Linked DNA regions of Homo sapiens: region 2 is linked to region 1. The links are chromatin loops, found by intact Hi-C in ENCODE. Cell type or tissue: PC-9. All regions are shown on one strand. Each heading gives the region's core, and the rest is flanking DNA. Links, peaks and the distances in the headings are about the cores only.

What was found. Peaks named below come from ENCODE experiments on the same cell type or tissue, not always from the same donor. Only the 100,000 strongest peaks of a DNase experiment are listed, where the experiment ranks them.
Region 2: it touches region 1 in a loop (12-fold over the local background); 15 of 110 quality-filtered maps call a loop at or near these places.

Annotation. Positions count from the first base shown.
Region 1 is chr12:47,264,007-47,275,947 of GRCh38, forward strand. No RefSeq gene overlaps it. Among named protein-coding and RNA genes, the nearest start is that of PCED1B-AS1, 54 kb to the left of the region's middle. RefSeq lists enhancers at 4,400-4,449, 6,790-7,989. In PC-9, for the core only: no CTCF peak of the experiment used is centred there; DNase peaks (open chromatin) are centred at 7,445 and 8,995; H3K4me3 peaks cover 972 bases; H3K27ac peaks cover 5,000 bases.
Region 2 is chr12:47,214,782-47,226,722 of GRCh38, forward strand. It overlaps PCED1B (PC-esterase domain containing 1B), which reads left to right. Exons shown (of 4, transcript NM_138371.3): 3 at 1,441-1,908. PCED1B-AS1 (PCED1B antisense RNA 1) reads right to left here and starts at 1,662. Exons shown (of 3, transcript NR_026544.1): 1 at 1,603-1,662; 2 at 1,384-1,483. RefSeq lists enhancers at 5,861-6,361, 6,657-7,388, 7,389-8,119, 8,120-8,850. In PC-9, for the core only: no CTCF peak of the experiment used is centred there; DNase peaks (open chromatin) are centred at 6,110 and 7,000; H3K4me3 peaks cover 577 bases; H3K27ac peaks cover 2,909 bases.

The DNA.
Region 1 (11,941 bases), core at 4,658-9,657:
AAACTCTAAATCCCTTTCTATAGCCCCATGATGAAGAGAGTCCTACTCAGAAACAATTGACAAATTCATGCAAACTTCTAGAGGGTTATTGTCACTGCTCATCTCTTCTTGCTTTCATCTTTAGTTGACTTCTCTATTGCATTCCCCATATGGCTTTTCAGAATCTTACCTACTTTTTCTCACCCCTTCATATCTCTTCTAAAGACATGCAACATACAAAATCAACCCAAACTTTCTCATTTTCTCTTCTCTACCCTTCAAAAAGTCTCTGTGACAATGTATTTATTTTTTCCTTCACTTATTTACTCACTCACTCAACACATGTTTATTGAACACTTAACTTTTGTCAGAACTGGACTGGGTGCTGAGGATATGACAGTGGAAAGACAGACTCAGCTCCTTCCCTCTGGAGGCCTGGAGGCCATTAGAACACGTCTCGGAGTCCTCGCCATCCTGTCATTCTTTTCTCCTCTATCTTCCTTTCAAAGACTAGTGGCTCTCACCTTCCCTTGGAACTTGCAAACATTAGTCTAGCTAAGCAAAAAACAAAAACAAAAACAGTTAAATTTGTCTGGGTTCATCATGGTTCTGCCATTTAGTAGTTTTATGACTTTGGGCAAGTTAAGAACCCTGTCTCAACCTATACCCTGATCTGCGAAGAATCATAACACCTAACTCATAGTGCAGTGGGAAGATGAGAGATAAATGTAGTACAAAACTGAATAAAGTGCCTGGCATTTGGTAGCCATTAGATAAATAGTAGCTGTCATTATCATTATCACACCATCAATTTCCCCACCCTCACACATATCTTTAATGTTTCTTTCCCAGTTGTTCTTATCCTCCTTACTATAAGGACAAGGCCACATCACACAAACCTGCCCAAAAGATCTTGGGAGTCACACAGGAAACTCTCTCCTCAGCTCCCAGGTAACCCCAATTTACATCCAAAGAAAGGTGTTTCCTTCCTGAACCATTATCAGAATCGCACCTTTTTTCATCTCTATTTCTCTCTTGAATATGTTTTTCTGTGTCTCTCATTCAAAGGAGATTCTGATGACCAAGGTATATACACAGGAACTCTGGGGGCCTACGGACCTCAAAGAAGAAAACCATATTATATCTGGCTCTCACTGTACTGGTGATCACACTTGTCCCTTTGTGGTTACATTGGTGATAATGATCTGCATATAAAATACAGGGCCTTTAACTTTCTTTTTTCTTTCTTTTTGTTTTGTTTTAGAGACAGGGTCTCCCTGTGTTGCCCAAGCTGGAGTGCAATGGTGCGATCCTAGCTCACTGCAGCCTAGAACTCCTGAGCTCAAGCGACCCTCCTGCCTCAGCCTCCTGAGTAGCTAGGACTACACAGACATACCACCACACTCTGCTGACTTTATTGTGTAGAGATGGAGCAACTTGCTATGTTTTCCAGGCTGGTCTGGGACTCCTGGCCTCAAGCCATCTCCCTGCCTCCACTTCCCGAAGTTCTGGGATCACAAGTGTGAGCCCCTGCACCTGGCTTAACTTTCAAGAAAGTGTTTCTTTCCTCCCTTCCTTCCTTCATTCAGATGGGGTCTCACTCTGTTGCCCAGGCTAGAGTGCAGTGGCACTATTACAGCTCGCTGAAGCCTCAACTCCCCAGGCTCAAGCAATCCTCCCACCTCAGCCTCCTGAGTGAGTAGCTGAGGCTGCACGTGTGTGCCACAACAACCAGCTAATAAGAAAGCGTTTCCAACTGTTTTTTTGTCTTCCACTCATGCCTTGCAGGAGATCCATAGAATTCCTCTTACTAATGTCACTTAAGAGTGAGAAATATAAGTCCCGGAGAGGTTAAACAACTTGCCTAAGAACAGGGAGGATGATAGTAGCAGAAGGAGTTGCTCCATTCTTTCTGGAATCCATTAACCAAAAGAAAATCCATGTTCTTTAATCATGTCACATAACAAGGAGTTTGTTGCCCATAGATAAGAGGGAGAAAGGTGGTAAACATAACAGGACAAATATTTAAAATGGCAGAAGAAAAATTAGGGTTTTAGAAACAAGAAGAAAAGGGCTAAATCGGCATTTTAAAAATAAATGGTCTTAGACTGCTGCACCAAACATGGTTGTCTTCTTTATGAGAGCTATATGATCTGCTTAGAAATTCTCTAAAACTTCATTCATTCCTTCGTCACTGGTTACTCCCATATTGGGTGCCACGCACTGGTGCTCCACAAGGATACAATAAAGAAGGAAGAAAGAGTCCACCACATTCTCAGTGGTTCCCTATCACTGAAATTTCATTATAAATGCAAGTGGCTCTAAGTCAACCTGCAGTGCTTCTGTGTAGGATTGTTATAAATGACCTCAATTCCATCAATTCCATCATGCTTGGGGCTGAAGTACATCCTCGGCAGCAGGGTCCTAATCTGTTTCTCAGTTTGGCTACTTCTTGTCCCAGAATCCTGACCCCATCGTGGTATTCAAATACAACTGAAGAAATATGCCTTTTTTTTTTTTTGAGACAGAGTTTCACTTTTGTTGCTCAGGCTGGAGTGCAATGGCGTGATCTTGGCCACCTGGCTAACATGGTGAAACTCCATTTCTACTAAAAATACAAAAAAATTAGCTGGGCATGGTGGCACGTGCCTGTAATCCCAGCTACTTGGGAGGCTGATGCAGGAGAATCGCTTGAACCTGGGAGGTGGAGGTTGCAGTGAGCTGAGATTGCGCCATCGCACTCCAGCTTGGGCAACAAGAGTGAAACTCTGTCTCAAAAAAACAAAATATATATACTATATATATATATATATATAGACACGAGGTTATAGCTGAGACTTGATGCTTCTGGAGAGCGCAGTGTAGGGACAACCCTCCCCTGGTATATACGTTGAGCCCCTGAGTTATATAGAATCTGAGGCGCTCCTAGGGAGAAAAAATCTGAACCACATACATCTGAGGGGACTAGACATGTATGCTTGTGTTCAAATCATGCCAGGTGGTTCCAAAGCAGCCAGATTACAGGAAGAATGATGGGGATGACCATGGAAGAATTCTGCACGAGGGAGGAAGGTCTTGCCTTGGGAGCTAGGGATGACAGTGGTTTCAGGAATCATAAGGAAACAACTGGAAGTCAATCTTACTGACACTGAAGTACAGCAGGCCTTTACTTCCAACAGCAACATCATATGGTAGGATTCCAACTGCATGAGCAGACATTAATTTTGGTTAAAGCATCTGGCCATTGAGAATAATATTCTAGCTCAATGGCACCACTGTAGTCCTGTTAGGTGAGACAGAGTGCAGTTGGGAAGTAAGCAATAAGCAGGGCTGATCCATGGACACATGTGGGATCAACTGGCGAGTCCCAGAAATTGCTAAGGAGGGAAGCATTGTCTCACCAGCTCAGTCCACACACCCCTACCTTTAGGCCTTCTCTGTTACTATAGCATATTTAAAAAATCATAAATCCAGTTCCGAAAGAATTGATGAATAATGTTAAAGTCTCTGAAGGAGGGAGCCACAATAAATGGCACTCTTCTTGCTCACTTGCATCCTGAACAAGTTGAAGAAATAAAACAAAGGTAGAGCAAATGGGGATCACCTTTGTTACCGGCAGAGGCCAGGCTAGAAGACTAGGTTTTAGGTCTGGTGGTCAAGTGGGCTAAAATCAGACAGACTTGCCCATAGTCAGGCATTTGCTAGGCTAGAGCAGGCCTGCCCAGGCAAGACTTGCAATACAGAGAGATACTGTGCATTCTTGGAATGCCCACTCCTAATAGGAAGCAGCAAAGCTGACCCAACATGCTCAGCGATTCTTCCAAAATTACCATCCAATTACTCACTCCAGAGCCCTAGGGGTGGGATGAATAAAAGGGCTAAGGGAAACAAAACATGTGCTTGGAGAACTCCCTCGTTATAGAAACCAGGAGAGGAAAAAAGGTACGTCTCCTCTGTATTGATCAGGGTCCCATCAGGTTATTAAATAGAAGATATTAAATACGAAGAATTAATTATAAAGGTGTTAGAGGAGCTAAAATAGTCACTAGGGTAGATGAGGCATCCCAAAGATTAGCAAGTGGGAAGCCACCACCCACCCTTAAGACTGGAGAGACAAAGGAAGGATCTGGGGGTCCCTTGATAGACACTAGCATTATAACAGAAATATTCAGGCAAGAGCTGGAGCCACAGAGGAGGGCAGCTACTGCCAGATATGCCTCCCATGGCAGAAAAAGAGGACAAGAAATACTTTGGCTTCCCCTTTCCTCCCAACCTCCAATCTCCAACAGTACCTCTCGCTGGTTAAGTGAGGCTAAAACAGGTGGTCAAGAGAGCCTGGGTATCATAGCTTGCAACAGTCAGACATACAGAGCAGACACAAAGGATGGATCTGGAGGCAAACAGTCAAATAACCAGCACAACATTTAACCAGGCAGAGTTTTGTTGCAATTTTGTTTGTAGACGAAAGAGAAATTTACATATCATACACCCAAACCTTTCTAAATGTCTCATCACCACTTTTTGAAATTTCTCTCCTGCAGCAGCTGCTATGTCGTTTTGTTTGTTTGTTTTATTTTTTTGCGATGGAGTTTCACTCTTGTCGCCCAAGCTGGAGTGCAATGGCGCAATCTTGGCTCACTGCAACCTCTTCCTGTCTCAGCCTCCCAAGTAGCTGGGTTTACAGGCGCCCGCCGCCACGCCCAGCTAGTTTTTTTGTATTTTTAGTAGATACGGGGTTTCACCATGTTGGCCAGGCTGGTCTCGGACTGCTGATCTCAGGTGATCCACCTGCCTTGGCCTCGCAAAGTGCTGGGATTACAGTCATGAGCTACCGTGCCTGGCCAGCAGCTGCTATGTCTTGCTCCATCTTTCTTCCCCACCTCAGCTCTGTCTCCATTCCACTGGCTCTCTTCTGCTCCCACCATTCTCTGAATCCCCTCAACAAAAGCCTTGTCCAAAAGCCTGGGGAACTACAGTTTACTCCCTCCTCACCCTCTCTATCAACAATGACTCTCCTAGGGACTCCCTCGGTGACCACTCAGAGCTTTGAGATTAGGTAAACAGTGTTAATATGACCAACTTGGAACTTGCAGCTTAGTCAAGCCTGAGACAGTCAAGTTACCCAGATAAGGATAGACCATGCACCTACTTAAAATAACAGCATCAACAGGAGTTCTTCTGCTTCCCTTCCTGTTTCAAATTATAGCAATTGACCACTTAGTTACATTGGTTAATGCCCAAGACAAAAATGCAGCCCATCTCTTCCCCACCTGGCCTGCATATATGTTCATTTTGCATTTAGCAGAACTGAAAGGACTTCTTTCTGTTTTATTTTCTTGTAACCACAGAATTTAAATATCTACTGTTTTGTTTGTGGGCTCACAAAGAGGGTGAAAATCATTGCTATTTTATTTCAAACAAAATAAAAGATTACAGTCTTCCAATTAGAATAGGACTTAAAACATAGTAAGAATTTAAAAGCCATGTGCTGATTCATGGGAAAACATTAAGACACAGATGGGTTACACGATTTACTCAAGGTCATACCACTGAAGCAATGACTTTATTATCAGAACTATAAAGAACAACACAAATATTTACATGATTAATATTTTGTTGATAGTAATGGGGCTAGAATTAGAATATGGATTTTACGCTGCTCCAATCCCTGTCTGCTAACTCTGTTAGACTGTGTTTCCTACACACTGGAATTGCAGGATAGTTGCTGGATGTTCAGGCTGTGTGGTCGTGTAGGCATGGGTACAAATCCCAGCTCTGCCACCTGTTAGCTACGTGACCTTGGACCAGCCCCTTAACATCCCTTAGTTTTGTTTTTGGATCTAAAAAATGGGGTATGTACCTTCCGCACTAAGAGGGATAAGGGTTCAGTGAGATGATGTATGTTGTTGGGGAGGAAAAATTTTTCCTCTACTCTCTTCTTTTGCTGGGGGCGTGCAAATTAACCTAACAAAAGACAGACTAACAAAAGAGCAGACACAAAATTTTTATTAATATTTACATGCACAGGAGTTCACAAAAAAGGAGTGAAACTCAAAGAAGTGGTTAGACTCTGGTGATGGGTTGTTCTTCCCTTACTGGCACAGAGGAAACACCTTCACAAAGGCAAATTTGTGCCCTGCTTTTAGTCAGATAAGGGGAGAGGAAAGAACTCTTTCTGCATCTGTTGATTCTCAATTGCTTCCAGCTGAAAATAATCCTTACACTAAAGTGGCATATTTTGGGGTGGCATATTCTGATCCCCTTCCATGTAAAGTGCCTCAGCACCAGGTCTGATTAAAGTTAAGTGCTAAATAGCCCACTATCATTAGAAAAGTCTGTGTCCCCACCTTGTAGTAATAAAGCTCAGACACAACAGGATGTCATAGGAAGGGAATGAGGCATGTTTTTCTTTTCTCCAGTTTTTCTGCCTGGGCTTCCCTGCAAGTAAGATTATCTACATTTAAAACATATTTGATCGGCCAGGCGCGGTGGCTCACGCCTGTAATCCCAGCACTTTGGGAGGCCCAGGCGGGCAGATCACGAGGTCAGGAGATCGAGAACATCCTGGCTAACACAGTGAAACCCCATTTCTACTAAAAATACAAAAACAAAATTAGCCAAGCGTGGTGGCGGGTGCCTGTAATCCCAGCTACTCGGGAGGCTGAGGAGGGAGAATGGCGTGAACCCGGGAGGCAGAGCTTGCAATGAGCCAAGATCACGCACTGCACTCCAGCCTGGGCGACAGAGCGAGACTCCGTCTCAAACAAACAAACAAACAAAACAAAACATATTTGATTCACCTTAAATGGCTACTCATATCTGTCCTTTCCTCTGCAATGCTCTGCCTTGATCCTGGTCCAGGTTTATCTGGCATAGACTGCCCTCTGTCCAGCTCCTGTCTACCCCTCCTGGATCACAAACCAGAGAAAATGCAGAATCTTTCATGGGCTCCCTACTGCCTTCAGTGTGAAGCTCAAGTGCAAAGCCCAGCACCATCTATTCTGTACCTAACTTCTTAGTCTGAATCTCTTCACCTCTTTTCCCCAACCCCGAACTAATGGCTACCACTGACTCAGGGGAGCCTTCTCCTGCCTTCATGCCTTTGAATGGGGGGTATCGCTGCATGAAGCTCCTCTCTCCCCTTTACCCACTCAAGAGTCACTTACTCTTGGTAATATTTCTCAGTTGCCCTGCTTCACCCCTATTCTCTCATCCTGGCCAAGTTAGATGCCCTTCTGAGTCCCCTCTTCTCTACAGAATTTTAATTGTGCATTTTCTTCTTTGTCTCTGCCTTTAAGTTATGAACACTTTGAAGAAAGGACCATATTTAGTTCATCTCAGAATCCCAGTGCCCAGCACAGACCTGGCATAGGGTAGGCACTCCTTAAATACTTACTGAATGAATTATGCCATTTAGTCTGTCTGTGGTGGCACTGGAAACCCACAAGAATTTAACAGCCTCGTCTCTGTCTGAAGTTCAGGGCTTCTGTAAAGAATACGTGATGGAAAGAGGAGGTGACTAATAGTGATTCTGCAAAAATATGTAGGTAAAAGGAATGGCTGTAAATTAATGATGAAATAACCTTCCTAAGTTTCCTTGTGGAAGATATATGTTAATTCCCCAAATGTATGAGCATCTGTGTATTTTTGTGGGGAATATACAGTGTCTTTTCTAACACTGAGATGCTTGAAATGGGGTTATTTCCCTTCCAAATGAAAACCAATTAAATAAATTATATTTTTTCTGTGGTGCTTACAAAGTGTGGGAGTTGTCACCAAACATTACTAAATGTTCTAATTTAGTCATAAAAGGGCTGAAAGATGTAGCATAATTATAAGTCCAAAGTAAGTTGTTCTAAATATTTTATCATGTTCAGCATATGCTGTTAAAAAAAACCTCAGACTATAATTGTCAACATTCGATTCACAAAAAGTAAACAACAGCTGAGTATAATGGGATGATAAAGAATCTCTCCATAATTCCCGACATATGGCAAAGAGTATGTCCATTTTGAAGTGGAAGATGGTCATGTTTATCAACTGAGCCATTTTCTTTGTTTGAATCCTTCTAATCAGAAAAGTTCCCTAGAAACACTAGGAGCATTTTCCTGAGCAGATGAGGGAAATGAAAAAAAGCTGTATGGCACAGTTAGATCTCAGGCAGGAGGAATTTAGAACTCACAATGGCAATTGAAAGAGGCTGGGTAAAGAAGGCCATATATTTCTGTAAAAGCAGTCATTCCAGGGTTAGTATACATGAAAAACAAGTGCGTGCTTCGTGGGGAATGTATGGAGAAATTTCTACGTATCAGTCGTTTCTGTGAACAAGCTCTGATGGACCCAGCCAGTGTCACATCCTGCCATCATGTAGATTCATTTTAAATGCACGGACACTTAATCGTTTCTAGGGAAAGCCAGTGGGAAGCTGCTTGAAATTTCTTTTTCTTTATAAGATGTTTTGCACATGGGGGCTTTCAGCTCAAAGGAGATACTTACAAACCATTTATCTTCAGAGTGAAGCAGTAGAAGTGGGAGAGGCATCCAGGCACTGTTCTAACCAGATACTTCAAAGCTGCCCAGAAGAGAAAGGCAAAGGCAATTGCCAAAGAACAGGCTCTGCTCTTTGGCTGGCAGAGATAAGGAGCAGATACCCAGCACTGAGACAGAGGATTCTGTGAAGAAAATGCTGAGTAACAAGATTGTCCTTTTGTTTTTCTTCATGAATAATAACCGTCCACCCTAAATCCTTTTGGGAATGAACAGGGGGCTTTGGGAGCTGGTATTGAATGAATAAATTAGCAAATCATTGAACTAATTAATTAATTAATAACCACACCTAGGCAGAGAGAAATAAACAAGAGTGCTCACTGAGAACTCTCTGAGGAGGAAAGGACCTCTATATGGTCCAATGTAGTGAAAAATCTAGCAATTTGGAGATAGGACTGCTTTCTGAGCTTCAGTTTCCTGGGAGTGTTGTGAATATGTTTTGCAACTCCAAAATGCCATCAAACGTACATCATTCTGCTTGTCTTCTTGATGAGCTGTTTTTAAACATAATAGCGTTAGAATTAATCAGATTAATCTCACTGAACAAAAATAAAGGCTGCTTTTTCACAGAGCTCTTCATGGTGCCAGCCAGTGTATCTTTCTGTGCACAGTGATTCTTTCTATATAGAGACTCTCTGTTAAGCTCAAAAGGAGCTCCAAGGAGAAGCCCCATAAAGACAGCACAATCAACAGGTACACATGCTGCTGTTATTCAAGGCTACTCAAAAGAACATAAAACAATTCTGAGAAAAAAAGAGACTTCAGGGAAAAACTCAAGGTTCAGTGTATGACTTCTTGGTGGAAAAGATGGCATCACTGTTGCCTGAGACACAGCAAGATAAGAGTGAGGATTCTGGAGGGAAAACATCCCTAATAATGAGAGGAGAGCCTAGGTGGCTGAGCTGTTTGATTGACATCTCTGTCTGTCGAAAGCCATAACATACTCAGGCTGTCCTCGAGGAGCTGAGAAAAGTGGGGAAGAGAGTGTAAGACTGATCTGCCCTCTGGAATCGCTTTAGACAGGCCGGAGTCACAGGAAGCATGCCAAACCTAGGACAGTACAGGAATGATTGCCAAAGGAAACAGAACAGGTCTTTTTTCAAAGAAAAGAAAAGAACAATAGCAGCCGAAGTAGAAGGAAAAGCCTCAGTGTGCCAGCAGGTAGACATTCTGACCTCTCTTATTATAAAACACACAATAATTTCTTAAATGTTTAATGATGATGGAAGAAAATTGTGTCTTAAAATGAAATGAAGTTGGAGAAAGTAGTATGTCTGGGTCCCCACTCCAAGTCCTTTAATCATGAGAAGTAACTGCATTTCATTATAATGTGCACTATGATGCCACCTGATTCGTGGTGTGGATCCTAAAGGATGATTCTAGTCATTCTCTTTCTTAAACAATTTTTGGTAATTTTGATTCTTTCTCTTTATGATGTTCCTTTTCATCCATTATCTTCTCTTATGGTACTTACCTAATGATTAAATGTTGAGTTAGGAGACGGTAATTAGATTCCATCTCCCATTTTCCTGGTTTAACTTGACCTTTTTCTTGATGAGATATTTTCTTCCATTGGGTATTGGCATTTCGATGCCCCCTAGGCAAGCTATTTTGGATTTCTCCTTGCTGCAGAACTTGAAGGGTTTCAATGTGAAAAATAAGTCTATCTTTTTTTTTTTTTTTTTTTTTTTTTTTTTGAGACGCAGTTTCGCTCTTGCTGTCCAGGCTGGAGTGCAATGGTGTGATCTCGGCTCACCGCAACCTCTGCCTCCTGGGTTCAAGCAATTCTCCTGCCTCAGCCTCCCTAGTAGCTGGGATTATAGGCATGCATCACCACGCCCAGCTAATTTTGTATTTTTAGTAGAGATGGAGTTTCTCCATGTTGGTCAGGCTGGTCTCGAAGTCCCAATCTCAGGTGAACTGCCTGCCTCGGCCTCCCAAAGTTCCGGGATTATAGGCGTGAGCCACCACACCCAGCCTGTCATTTCGTTTTTTAAACCAACAACATTTAAATGGGTTCTGGCCAACTTTCTAGGCAAAGGTACGGAAATATATTGTATATCACATCACAGATGACAAGTGCTTCCAAAGAATATAAATGCTATTTTAGGCTTAGGTTTCTACATTGTCTAAGTTTCCATTACTTAAAGGAGAGACTTTCTTGCAGAAGGTATATTACTTCATACACAAGTTGGGATTTATACTGACTTTCCTAACATATGTATCTGGGAGAAACATTTGTGTGCAGTAGAAATGAAACCAGTCTAATTTTCCCATAGAACTGATGTTTTCAGTCTTTTAAAATAAACATAGAAATTGACCCTCCTGGTCTTAAAGCTTGAAACTTACAATCTGAGTTCCTTTCTCAGGAAATCATCATCAGGCCTTCTCAGATAGTATCAAGGAACTGAAACTCACCAGATCACTGCATCCAGACAATGAGATGCCAGATCCCTCACCCATCATGATTCCCAAACTGACTGCGTGCTTCCTATTGACCATCACCTCTTCCTTACTCCTCCCTGATTTCTGTTTTCCTGCTCATAGTTACATTCCTTCCCTGATATATAAATCCCCAACTTTAGTCAGTTGGAGAGACGGATTTGAGACTTATTTCCCATCTCCCTGGCTCACGTCACCTAAATAAAACCTTTCTTCCCTGGCAATACTCATTGTATCAGTGATTGGCTTTCTGTGTAGCGAGCAATGGGACATAGACTATACCCCTGACATTTTGGTGGCAGAAAGAGTTAATTACTAATCAAGTTTTCTCATTGATTTTTGATAATTTTTTTTAATTTTGTTTTTTGTTTTTCGTTTTTTTTTGAGATGGAGTCTCACTCTGTTGCCTAGTACGATCTCAGTTCACTGTAACCTCTGCTTCCTGGGTTAAAGCAATTCTTCTGCCTCAGCCTCCCTGAGTAGCTGGGATTATAGATGCCCACTACCATGCCTGGCTAATTTTTGTATTTTTAGTGGGGATAGGGTTTCACCATATTGGATAGGCTGGTCTCGAACACTTGAGCTCAAGTGATCCACCCTCCTCAACCTCCCAAAGTGCTAGGATTACAGGCAGGATACAGAGTTCTTGATGGTGTAGTTTGTATTTTTCCAAGGTAGATCTTAAACTGGCAACATAATTACACTTACTCTTGTCTTTTAGGCTAAAAAATAATTGTCAGTACTTGTGGAATGTCAATATTTCTGTGTTGCTTAATTAGATCATAGAGAATGCTCAGTTTCCTGGAGCATGTTTTCTTTTTGTTTGGTTTGTTTTGAGAGAAGGAGATTAGCAGGGTACAGAAAGCCAATTCTCTGAGATTACTGGAAAATAAAGCATTTACATAAATAGTTCCAGAAAGATTTATATGGATCTATTTTCAAAAATTATAGTCTGTAGACTTGCAGGTAAAAA
Region 2 (11,941 bases), core at 3,239-8,238, 51 kb before region 1:
AAATATAAATTTATTTTACAAAAGGACAGCTTTTCAGAGATACTCTTGTGTCTGCAGTTGCTCAGAATAATCAGCTCGAAATATGCCAAATAACTATATTTTGGGGTGGCATATTTTTTATTTTTGAGATGGAGTCTCGCTGTTGCCCAGGCTGAGGTGCAGTGGCGCAATCTCGGCTTGCTGCAACCTACGCCTCCTGGGTTGAAGCGATTCTCCTGCCTCAGCCTCCCAAGGACCTGGGATTACGGGAACCTGGGGGTGGTATATTCTGATCTTCTGTAGTCATGCACTGGGACCTTCTGTAGTCATGCATTTTCTCTCTCTCTTTTTTTTCTGATTCATTATTTCCTTTTCTTTTTCATCTTGGTATTTGTAGGGAAAGTGATATTCCTCTCCCCGAAATCATATTATTCCAGACAAAAGAAAACAAATGCCTACACTTATCTAATCAATCAGAAGACCATCTCCCCCACCCTTTTTTTTTTTTTAAAGATGGAGTCTTGCTCTTGTCACCCTGACTGGAGTGCAATGGGACGATTTTGGCTCACTGCAACCTCCGCCTCCTGGGTTCAAGCGATTCTCCTGCCTCAGCCCCCCGAGTAGCTGGGATTACAGGGGCCCACCACCACGCCCAGCTAATTTTTGTATTTTCAGTAGAGACGGAGTTGCACCATGTTGGCCAGGCTGGTCTCGAACTCCTGACCTCAGGTGATCCACCCGCCTCGGCCTCCCAAAGTGCTGGGATTACAGGCATGAGCCACAGCGCCAGACGAACCATCTCCCTTTTAAGCACGCTGTCCCCTTGAGTTACCTGCTGGTTTCAAGTGGAACACTAAGGGAGGAAGCAGAAAGTTCTTATCTTGCTCTGCCACATACTGGATCTAGCTGAGGCTGGGGCTCAGGCCTGTGGTTTCCTGTAGTGTGGACTGAGCCATTTTTCCATCAAGACGTCAGTGGAGAGATGAAGTGAAAGGATTTAAAAGCGGTTTGTGGCCTGCCATGGTGGCTCACCCCTATAATCCCAGCACTTTGGGAGGCCAAGGCGGGTGGATCACCTGAGGTAAGGAGTTCGAGACCAGACTGGCCAACATGGTGAAACACCATCTCTACTAAAAATACAAAATCAGCCGGGTGTGGTGGTGGGTGCATGTAGTCACAGCTACTCGGAGCCTGAAGCAGGAGAATCGCTTGAACCTGGGAGGCAGAGGTTGCAATGAGCCGAGACCATGCCACTGCACTCCAGCCTGGGCAACAAGACCAAAACTCCGTCTCAAAAAAAATAAATAAATAAAAATAAAAGCGGTTTGTAAACTGTAACACCTTGCACAGAAACACAAGATTACTACTATTAAATATTATTTAGAAAAGTAGAGTTCTTCTTACCATTTCCCTGTTTCTTTCTTCTCACTTCCTCCTTTCCCCTTCTGACCATCTTTTCAGCCGTGAACATACCACACCAGCAAGAACAATAAGAGCCAAGGGTCTGAATTGTTTAATCAAAGGAAGAGTCAAAATAAGCTACACCCAGATTACTGAGAAAGGTGAAATGAAAACAAGCTCAAAACCAAATTCCAGGAAGATGCTGTCTTTGTATTGACTTACCATTTCATGTTTTCACACATGTCAAAGTCTTGAAGCTTCGGTCATTAGTCTTCCGCTTCCTAAAGCAAGAAACTAAATGCTGACTTGTGTCGTTTGCCCCAGATGCCACCGGAAATGTCATCTTCTCCCCAGACGCTGGCTTGCAAGCACAGCAGCACCCAGAGGCTAACCTATTTCCCCTATAGCCCAAGCTCTGAGATCTCCCGTCTGGTCACAATGATCTACAGGAGAGGAAGAAAGCTATCTAGGGACGAGATCTAGAATCAACTGAGAGAGATGCTTAAAAATCACCAGTTACTTTAATGAGTAAGTACTTTTCAGTTTTTCCATTTTATCTGAAACTTTAAGTTGGCATTTCTGACCAGCCTTTCTTGAGACCATCATTTTTTGGGCACTTACTGTAGACAGGAATCAGCACCCTAGCCTCCTTCAGCCCACCCCATGTAACACTAAAGAGACAACTGGTGCTTGGCAATAACAAAAATATTAGTGATTGATAAACTTGTAAATTTATTAAAATGGACAGTGAAAGAAAACAGCCAATTTAGTTGTGAACTGGAGAAGGGACGTGAGGCATCTGTTGTCTGCAATCTTGTATGTTGTGGTTGACCACAAAGGCTTGGCATCAGGTTTTACTTCCAGCACTACTTCTTATAAAATGGATGACCTTGGGCAGATTACTCAATCTTTTAGCCTTAATTTTTAAAAGTATAAAATGGAGAAAATTAGAATATGTAGTCCAGGTGCGGTGGCCCACACCCGTAATCCAAGCACTTTGGAAGGCTGAGGCAGGTGGATTATTTGAGTCTAAGTTCAAGACCAGCCTGGACAACATGATGAAACCCTGTCTCTAAAAAAAACTATAAAAATTAGCCAGGCATGGTGGCACAGGCCTGTAGTCCCAGCTACTAGGGAGGCTGAAGTGGGAGGATTGATTGAGCCTGCAGAGTTGCTGCAGTGAGCCATGATTTCGCCACTGAATTCCAACTTGGGCAACAGAGTGAGACAAGAAAGAAACAGAGAGAGAGAGAGAGACAGAGAAAGAAGAAAAAAAAAGAAAGAAAGAAAGAAAGAAAAAGAAAGAAAGAGAAAGAAAGAAAGAAAGAAAGAAAGAAAGAAAGAAAGAAAGAAAGAAGAAAGAGAAAGAGAGAAAAGAAAAGGAAAGAAAGAAAGAAAATAATTTCTTAGGTTGTTTTTGTTTTTGTTTTTTTGTGATGGAGTCTCACTCTGCTGCTCAGGCTGGAGTGCAGTGGTGCTATCTCTGCTCACCGCAACCTCCGCCTCCCAAGTTCAAGCAATTCTTGTGCCTCAGCCTCCCAAGTAGCTGGGATTACAGGCACGCGACACCACTCCCAGCTAATTTTTATATTTTTACTAGAGACAGGGTTTCACCATGTTGGCCAGGCTGATCTTGAACTCCAGACCTCAGGTGATCCGACCGTCTTGGCCTCCCAAAGTGTTGGGATTACAGGCATGAGCTACCGCGCCCTTCTTAGAGTTCTTAAGAAGAATAAAGAGATAAACTGGTAAAACATGTAAATACTTTTTGGAGGGTATGCTAAATAATGCCACTAAATAATTAATGTTGCTAAATAATAAGTTAAATGCTTCATTTAACTGGAAATCTCCCTTAACCACTAAGCCCACTTTCCAGATATGCTAAGGTGGCTCAGAATAACAATAGCAGCGAACATCTGTAGAGTTTACACAGCATTTCATTTGATTTCCACAATTAACTCTAAGGTAGGCAGTGCAGAGCTGTTGACTTATTTTTGGAGCTGGAGGAGAAGAGAGAAGCGAGAGCTCGGCTGGACACGGCAGCAGGGAGAAAAACCCCTAGGTCCGTTGTTGGCACTGAAGTGGGGAAAACCATGGCCTGGGGAAAGGCCTAATGTGAGAAGTTAGTCGGTGTGCATAGGCAGTATGACATTCATTTCACCAGCACAAGATTCTTGTTCCTCAGCTTCCTTAGTCCCTGGACCTTGCTTGTCCTTTCTTCCGCTCCAAGCCGTAGAGCTTGAAACTGGCAAGTCCTCAGTTGCACTGCCAACAGGCAAAGCAGTGGGAACTCAAGTTTCCAGAATCCTCTACAACATAGTGTGAGTAAAAGCCAAGGCAGAGACAGTGTCTTGCTCTGTCATCCAGGCTGGAGCGCAGTGGTGCCATCACGACTCACTGCAGCCACAAACTCCTGGGTGCAAGGTATCCTTCCACCTCAGCCTCCTCCTGAGTAGCTGGGACTACAGACATGCGCCACCACATCCTGATCATTTTTAATTTTTTTTCTTTTTTTTTTTTTTTTTTAGAGACAGAGGTGTAGCTTTATTGCCCAGGGTGGGCTTGAACTCCTGGTCTCAAGCAATCGTCCCTCCTTGGCCTCCCAAAGTGTTGGGATTTCAGGTGTGAGCCACTCTACCTGGCTGAGACTTGCTCTCATTTTTAAATTCAAAAAATGTTTTCCATAGATCGGCCGCCTGTGGAAAAAGGTGACTCAGGCCTGTAATCCCAGCACTTTGGGAGGCCTAGGTGGGTGGATCACCTGAGGTCAGGAGTTCGAGACCAGCCTGGCCAACACGGTGAAACTCCGCCTCTACTAAAAATAGAACAATTATCTGGGCATGGTGGCAAATGCCTGTGATCCCAGCTATTCCGGAGACTGAGGCAGGAGAATCACTTTAGCCCATGAGACAGGGGATGTAGCGAGCCAAGATTGCACCACTGCACTCCAGCCTGGGCAACAGAGTGAGACTCTATCTCAAAAAACAAAAATAAAAAAGTTTCTTTTTCCATAGAAACACTATTACACATAGAATTTAAATACTACAAAAATGGTAACAATAATGATAGCAACAATAATAAAATAATGTCCATTTTTAAAACTCTTTTGGGTAATCCCTTCAGAGGAGCATAGGTGCTATTTCCCCCATTTAAGAAGTAAAAAACTAAGTAGCACAAAGATAAAGTAAGCATTAGAGGTGGAAGAAATCCAGGCCTGCTGACTCAACCCTAGATTCCTGTTACTGAGTAAATGGACTTTTGTAGCTAGTCCTGGAGCAGAATTGTCACAATCCAACCTGTTCATCAGTTGAAAGCACTCGTCATTATTAGCTCTCCAATCGCCCTTGTTTTTCATCCATGGGAACTTTTAATTCAGCCACTGGTTGGAATCTAGAGTAGTCAGCATAAGCCTAAACATTTGAAACACAAATATAGCTTTAGTGCAGCACTGGGTTTTCCATCGGCTTTTAAGAAGACTAGCTAACAGAGTGATGAAAATCGAACTAAGTTATTTCACACCTGCTTTGTTTTCTCATGGAAAAATTTAAAGCTGTGCACAAAATATTGTTTTGTTTTTCAACAGAGAATAACAAGGAAAGCTACATGCAAATATTTCTTTCTAGATAATATGATTTTTTTTCTTCTTAATTTAAACAAGTATTTATAGCTGAGATTAAAAGCTCAGGCTTTGGAGCCATACTTCTTCCTAAAGAAACAAAAGGAAACCTTAAGCTTATCTAATTATTCAGAAGATTCACTGTCAATAATGGGTGTGGTGGCATGAGCCTAAAGTCCCAACTACCTAGGAGGCTGAGGAGGGAGGATTGATTGAGCCTGGGAGGTTGAAGCTGCAGTGAGCCGTGATCATGCCCCTGTACTCCCAGGTGACCAAGGGAGACACTGCCTCAAAAAAAAAAAAAAAAAAAAAAGAAGAAGAAGAAGAAGATACATTGTCAAAAGAATAGTTCTGCCATTTACTAGCTGGGCAACCTTAGGCAATTTATTTATTTATTTTTAATTTATTTTTTGAGACAGAGTCTCATTCTATTGTCCAAGCTGGAGTGCAGTGGCGCGATCTTGGCTCACTGCAACCTCTGCCTCCCGGGTTCAAGCAATTCTCTTGCCTCGGCCTCCTGAATAGCTGGGATTACAGGTGTGTGCCATGACACCAGGCTAATTTTTGTATTTTTAGTAGAGACTGGGTTTCACCATGTTGATCAGGCTGGTCTCAAACTCCTGACCTCAGGTGATCCACCCACCTCGGCCTCCCAAAGTGCTGGGATTACAGGCGTGAGCCACTATGCCCAGCCAACCTTAGGCAATTTATATAACCTCTCCATGCCTCAGTTTACTTATCTATAAAATGGAGATAATAATACTTCCTCCTTCACCGGGTTGTGAGAATGGAATAGGCCTGGCACAAAGTGAGTGCTCAGTGAGTGCCGATGATTACTAGGCACAGGCACTGGGCCCTGAGGGGTACAAGGATGGGTGAGACCCACTTCTGCCATCCAGAACTAGCATAGAGTGGGATAGAATGGCACATGGGCAGTTAATTATAGAACAAAACAGAACCAAAGGTTAAGTAGAGGCATCCCTCAGAGGAAGGAGAGATTTTTCTATCTAGGAGAGTAGGGAAGGCTCTCTGACAAAATTGTCTTTTAACGTGAGTCTTAATGAAGGAGCAGAATTTCAGTAACAGGAAAGGGTTGGGGAACATTCAAAGGTGAGTCACAGAGACAAACATAAAGACATGAGAAAAGGCCCTCTGGGCTTATACAAACCCTATGGTTCCCTGCGGGCTTTCAGAAGATCCCAAGAAGAAAGGATCATATCCCAAGACATAAAAAGTTTACAGAATGCAAAATGTTGGAATTATTCTAACATATTAAATGAATTTGAAACTTTAAAACCTAGATGATGAAGTTTTATGTAAGAAAACATATAAAATTAAAACTATACCAATTAAAAAATAATGTTTTAATCAAAGACACACTTTTTAAGGACTAAGAAAAATTGGGGGAAAGTAAAATATTTAACCATAAAACTGAAAACAAATGTGACATTGATCACTGTGCTCAGCTTCCCAAAATATATATTGCAACATTCCCCTCCTCCCTAAGCTATATCTTCAAAATATATATATTGTTTCCAATATTTGTTAGACATCAAAATTCTTTTTTTTTTTTTTTTTTTTTTTAAGAAAGGGATATCACCATGTTGTCCAGGTTGGTCTTGAATTCCTGGGCCAAGTGATCCTCCTGCCTAAGCTTCCCAGAGTGCTGGGATTACAGGTGGTGAGCCACCACGCCCCGCCAACATGAAAATTTTTAAATGATTGCCAGGATACAGATCAACCTAAGGATTTCTTCACAATTAAAACAAAACCAGTCATCAAAAATAAAAATGACTTTATCCACACATTTCAGAAGCAAAGTATATTTCCACCCAATTATGTATTCCCAGCCAGTGCTTCAAGAAAAATTATACAGCAGCTCTCTGAAATTGCCTGGTGAGAATGTGCTGCCATCATTCCCATTGTTGGTCAATGCAATATTTACATTTAGGGAGACTGTTCAAAGGTCACAAGACAATTATTTGAGAAATTCAGCCACAGTTTGATGGGAAGATAAATGAGTGTCTAGAGAAGTGGGAAGTGGCTGGGCATGGTGGCTTATGGCTGTAATCCCAGCACTTTGGGAGGCCAAGGCAGGAGGTTTACTTGAAACCAGGAGTTCAAGACCAGACTGGGCCACAAAGCAAGAGCCTGTCTCCACAAAAAATTTTAAAAAATTAGCTGGGCATGGGATGCACACTTGTGGTCCCAACTACTTGGCAGGCTGAGGCAGAAGGATCTCTTAAACCTGGGAGATAAAGGCTGCAGTGAGCCATGATCGCACCATGGCACTCCAGCCTGGGTGACAGAGTGAGACTCTATCTCTTAAAAAAAAAATTAAAAAAAAAAAAAAAAAAAACGCCCGGGCGTGGTGGCTCACGCCTGTAATCCCAGCACTTTGGGAGGCCGAGGAGGGTGGATCACCTGAGGTCAGGAGTTCGAGACCAGCCTGACCAACATGGAGAATCCCCGTCTCTACTAAAAATACAAAAAAATTAGCCGGGCGTGGTAGCACGTGCCTGTAATTCCAGCTACTTGGGAGGCTGAGGCAGGAGAATCGCTTGAACCTGGGAGGCAGATGTTGCGGTGAGCTGAGATCACGCCATTGCACTCCAGCCTGGGCAACAAGAGCAAAACTCCATCTCAAAAAAAAAAAAAAAAAAAAAAGAGAGAGAATTGGGAAGTGATAGGGGCCTGCATAGACTGCTTTTCCTACCTCCTACCCCTCCAACCCCAGATAACTTTATTCTCTCTACCTGAATATGTCTGAAACTCAGGAGACAGGTCTGGGCTAGAGACAAAGATAATAGCTACATTCACTGAGCACTTAGAAATGTGGCGGTGTCATGCTAATAACTTTACATGTGTTCATTTAACCCTCACTTGTTAGGAAAACTGCAGTAATATTGTTCCCATTTTATTGATGAGGTTTCTTCAGGGCAGAGGGGTTGCTTAATAGGCCCAGGGACTCAAGGGCTAGTAAGCAGTGGAGCAGGATCAAACCCAGGGGGCCAACCCCAGAGCCCCTCCCTCTCAGCCAGTGTGCTTTATTGCCCCAATTCTCAGTCATCTGCATACAAATGGGAATTGATAAGGGGATGGTCCGTTGTAACCATCCAAACCAGGACTCTTAAGGGTTTGGGGTGCTACTAATCATTCTGGGGAAACAGGCAGAAACCAGAACTGTTTGGGGCAAATAGGGACATAGGGTTACCTCATTTCCTGACACTCTGAAAATGGGTGGACACACGAGGATAAGAATGTTGAAGAAGAGAAGAAAAGAGCCCTTCAGTGGGCCTTGAGAAAGACCTGGAAGGGAGGGAGAAATAAGAAAAAGAGAGAGAGAGAGAGAAAGACCAACATTTGGGGAACTGCCAGAGAAAGAGAAACCCTCAAAAGATACTAGGGAAAGACAGGATACAAGGGTGTCACAAATACGTGGACTTGAGGGCTGGGTTTCTCAGAGGGAGCAGTCAGTAGTGCCCCTACCCCTCATACTGTAAGAACCAAAAAGTGGCCACTGAAAGGAGCAACAGGGAAATCATCGGTGATTTACTAACAAACATTCCTTGGCTTTGATCCAGTCAGAGCCAAATTAAAGTAAACGGAGGAGTGAGTGGGAGGTGGGGCCCAGACCCAGACCCAGTCAGTGCAAGCAAGTTTTTTTTTTTAAATGTGGCCTTGGAGTGGAGGCAAAAGATAGGACTGTCCTGGAGGTGGAGTCAAAGATGTTTCCTTTCTTTTTCAAAGCAAGAAACTAGAATGTGTTTAATGCTAAAAAGAAGGATCCAGGCCAAGGAGGGTAAAGAAAATGCAGAATGCAAATTATCCCCTCACTGGGGGATATCCGGGAGCGAAGTCCCTGAGCTGCTGAGGAAGCTTTACGCCTAAGGAGGTACCTCTCTGCCTTTGCAGGAGGGTGGGAAGCGGGGTGAGGATTTGAAGGTTTGAGGAGGGAGTCCAAACAGGGTTCTGTCTGCAGGCCTGTGTTTTCTCTGGAATCATTGTGGGAGGGCTTGCTGAGCCAAAGGATTAGAGGGGCCTACTGTCTGGCAGGCCTTGTATTATTAGGCCCCTGATGTACGAGATCTCTTTTCATTTTCACTATTATTTGACGAGGTAGGTAATATTATTCCCTTTTTACAGAAGAGGAAACTGGTTCAGAACTGTGGGCAGCCAGCCCAAGAGCACGCAGCTGTCCAGGGGCAGAGTCCACGTCTGGCTTCTTTGTCTGGAGTTGAAAGCCAGATCACCACCTTCTGGTATCTTTCATTTGTGTTAAAGGGGTAATAGGTAGGAAGTTAGCAAATATACTTTGAATAATGATGCAAGACCATCATGTAGAGGTTTACTATAGACTGTACATGATTGAAATCATACTTTTGTGTTTATGAAATGCTTTGATTATTTATTTTAGGGAATATTTACAAAAGGCTGTAAAACAAAAGTTTAAAAAAGTGAGGTCACTGGAATTAATGGTCCATAGTTTTATCTTTGGTTTTTACAGAAGTTACCTGCATTTCAGTTACTAAGAACCACCACTTCATTCATAAAAATGCTCTCTGCATTTCTTTCTGTAATTCATAGGCGTTGTTTATATTAGACTATTATTATGGGAAAATACACTGCTTTAAGAATTTTTAAACTTGGTAATTTTCAGACTCAAAGTGTTTGAGATTCTTCTGCTGATAGTTTATTTAAAAAGAATTACAAATTTCAGATTGTGGCCTGGTAGGGATGATACAAATACAAACTGAATATACCCACAGTGATTCCTTCCTCCACAAAGTAAACCTGTGATTACACGGAGCCCAGTTTGAAGATCTTTATTCTAGTTTCCGTTTTTCGCTTATCTCGCATGATTTTAGATGTGTTTAAAGACTACCTGGATAACCAACTTAGAAATACAGGCTATATGGCGTGGTTTCATGATGCGGGGATTCACAGGGGAATCATGGTTGTTGTTGAGGGATGTGAGCCAAATGTGCAGTAACAGCTGTCATAGCCGTAGATAGACGCAGGGCTCTCTAAATTTTTACTGAATTAATTAATGGACTGCAGATCCGAGACCTACGTAGGAAGTGAGGTCAATGTAGGTAGGTGATTCGAATCAGTTAACAGTCTTTCCAGTGGTTATTTGGCAATTCTTTTTCTTTTTCGTTTTCTTTTTTTGACACAGAGTCTCACGCTGTCGCCCAGGCTGGAGTGCAGTGACACAATCTTGGCTCACTGCAACCTCCACCTCCCAGGTTCAAATGATTCTCCTGCCTCAGCCTCCCAAGTAGCTCGGATTACAGGCACGTGCCACCATGCCCAGCTGATTTTTGTATTTTTGGTACAGACGGGGTTTTGCCATGTTGGCCACGTTGGTCTCGAACTCCTGATCTCAAGTGATCCACCCGTCTCGGCCTCCCAAAGTGCTGGGATTACAGAATTAAGCCACTGCACCCAGCCTGGCAATTATTTTTCTATTGCATTATTTACCACAGCATAGCATCTCTCAGTACTTTTCTGTATTTTTTTATTTGATCCTAAAGCCACTTTTAAAAATAGGCCTGCATTGCTTCTTCCACTTTGGTGTTGTATAGGTCACTGGATGTTAACTGACTTGCCTCAAATCAAAATATGAGTCTCTAGAGAATCCCCAGTCCACAAGTCACTAAGTTTTCCCAAAGAAAAGTTCGAATTGTTTGCTTTTCTTTTTTCTTTCAAAACTGTATATGGCATGTAATATAATTTTTGGCAAGTTTAAATTCACTTAGAAAACTAAGCAAATGCTGACATAGATAAATTATACAGGTGAGCTCATTAAAAATAATTCTTTATCTGTACCATCCATTCCACTAAAATTTAAGAGAATCTTGGAAAGTTCAAACTATTGGTTAGATCCCCCAAAATGCGGTTATAAGGAAATGAACCATTTATATTCCCAGTACAATATTGTATTAAGATAGTCATATGCAAGAAACTTATAAATTAGTTACAAGTACTTCCCACAATGAATCAAAACATCCTAATTTTTAGTGACTATCTCTGTGGTTTAAAACTTCTCTACAGTATCTCTAAAGCAACTGGCTTATTTCAGTGTACCTCTTCTTGTAACTAAAGATCAAAAAGAAAAGAAAAATCAACATAATTATTACAAAACATTAATGAAAGATAAATGTTATGTGTTTGGGTTGTGATCATTGTAAAGCAATAGTCAATGAGTTGTAATTCATAGCTTATGAAGCTATTAAAAAATTAATTATCCCCAAACAGGGAAATATAAACAAGATGCTGGAAAGTAATTTATTGTGGCAGTAGACATTATTAATACATATATCTGTGACAGCTTTAGCCTAAGCCCAAAATTTACTTTGAAAACAGAAAAAAACATGGAACTACTTATAACTATGATTTTTAAAATTACCATGAAACTTTAAAAAAATTCTGTTTTAATTCGAAGTTGGAATCAGGTTGCAATGATTGTTCATAAACCTCCCTCCTCTGGCTTGATTCTTCCAACAGTCTCAGGTACTTAATTTACATACATCCGTTTTAGCAGCCAGCTCTTTAAGTGCCCATTTTCTTACCCCTCCTCTTGAGAGAAGAGATTGCCTCTCTTTTTGAGATGGAGTGAGTCTCGCTCTGTCGCCCAGCCTGGAGTGCATTGGTGGGATCTCGGCTCACTGCAACCTCCGCCTCCTGGGTTCAGGCAATTCTCCTGCCTCAGCCTCCTGAGTAGCTCGGATTACAGGCGCATGCCACCACACCCGGCTAATTTTTTATATTTTTGGTAGACACGGGGTTTCAACATGTTGGCCAGGCTGGTCTTGAACTCCTGATCTCAAGTTATCCGCCCGCCTTGGCCTCCTAAGGTGCTGAGATTACAGGCGTGAGCCACTGCACCTGGCCAAAATTGCCTTTTCATACCTAGTCCTTGCACCCAGTGCACTATTTGGC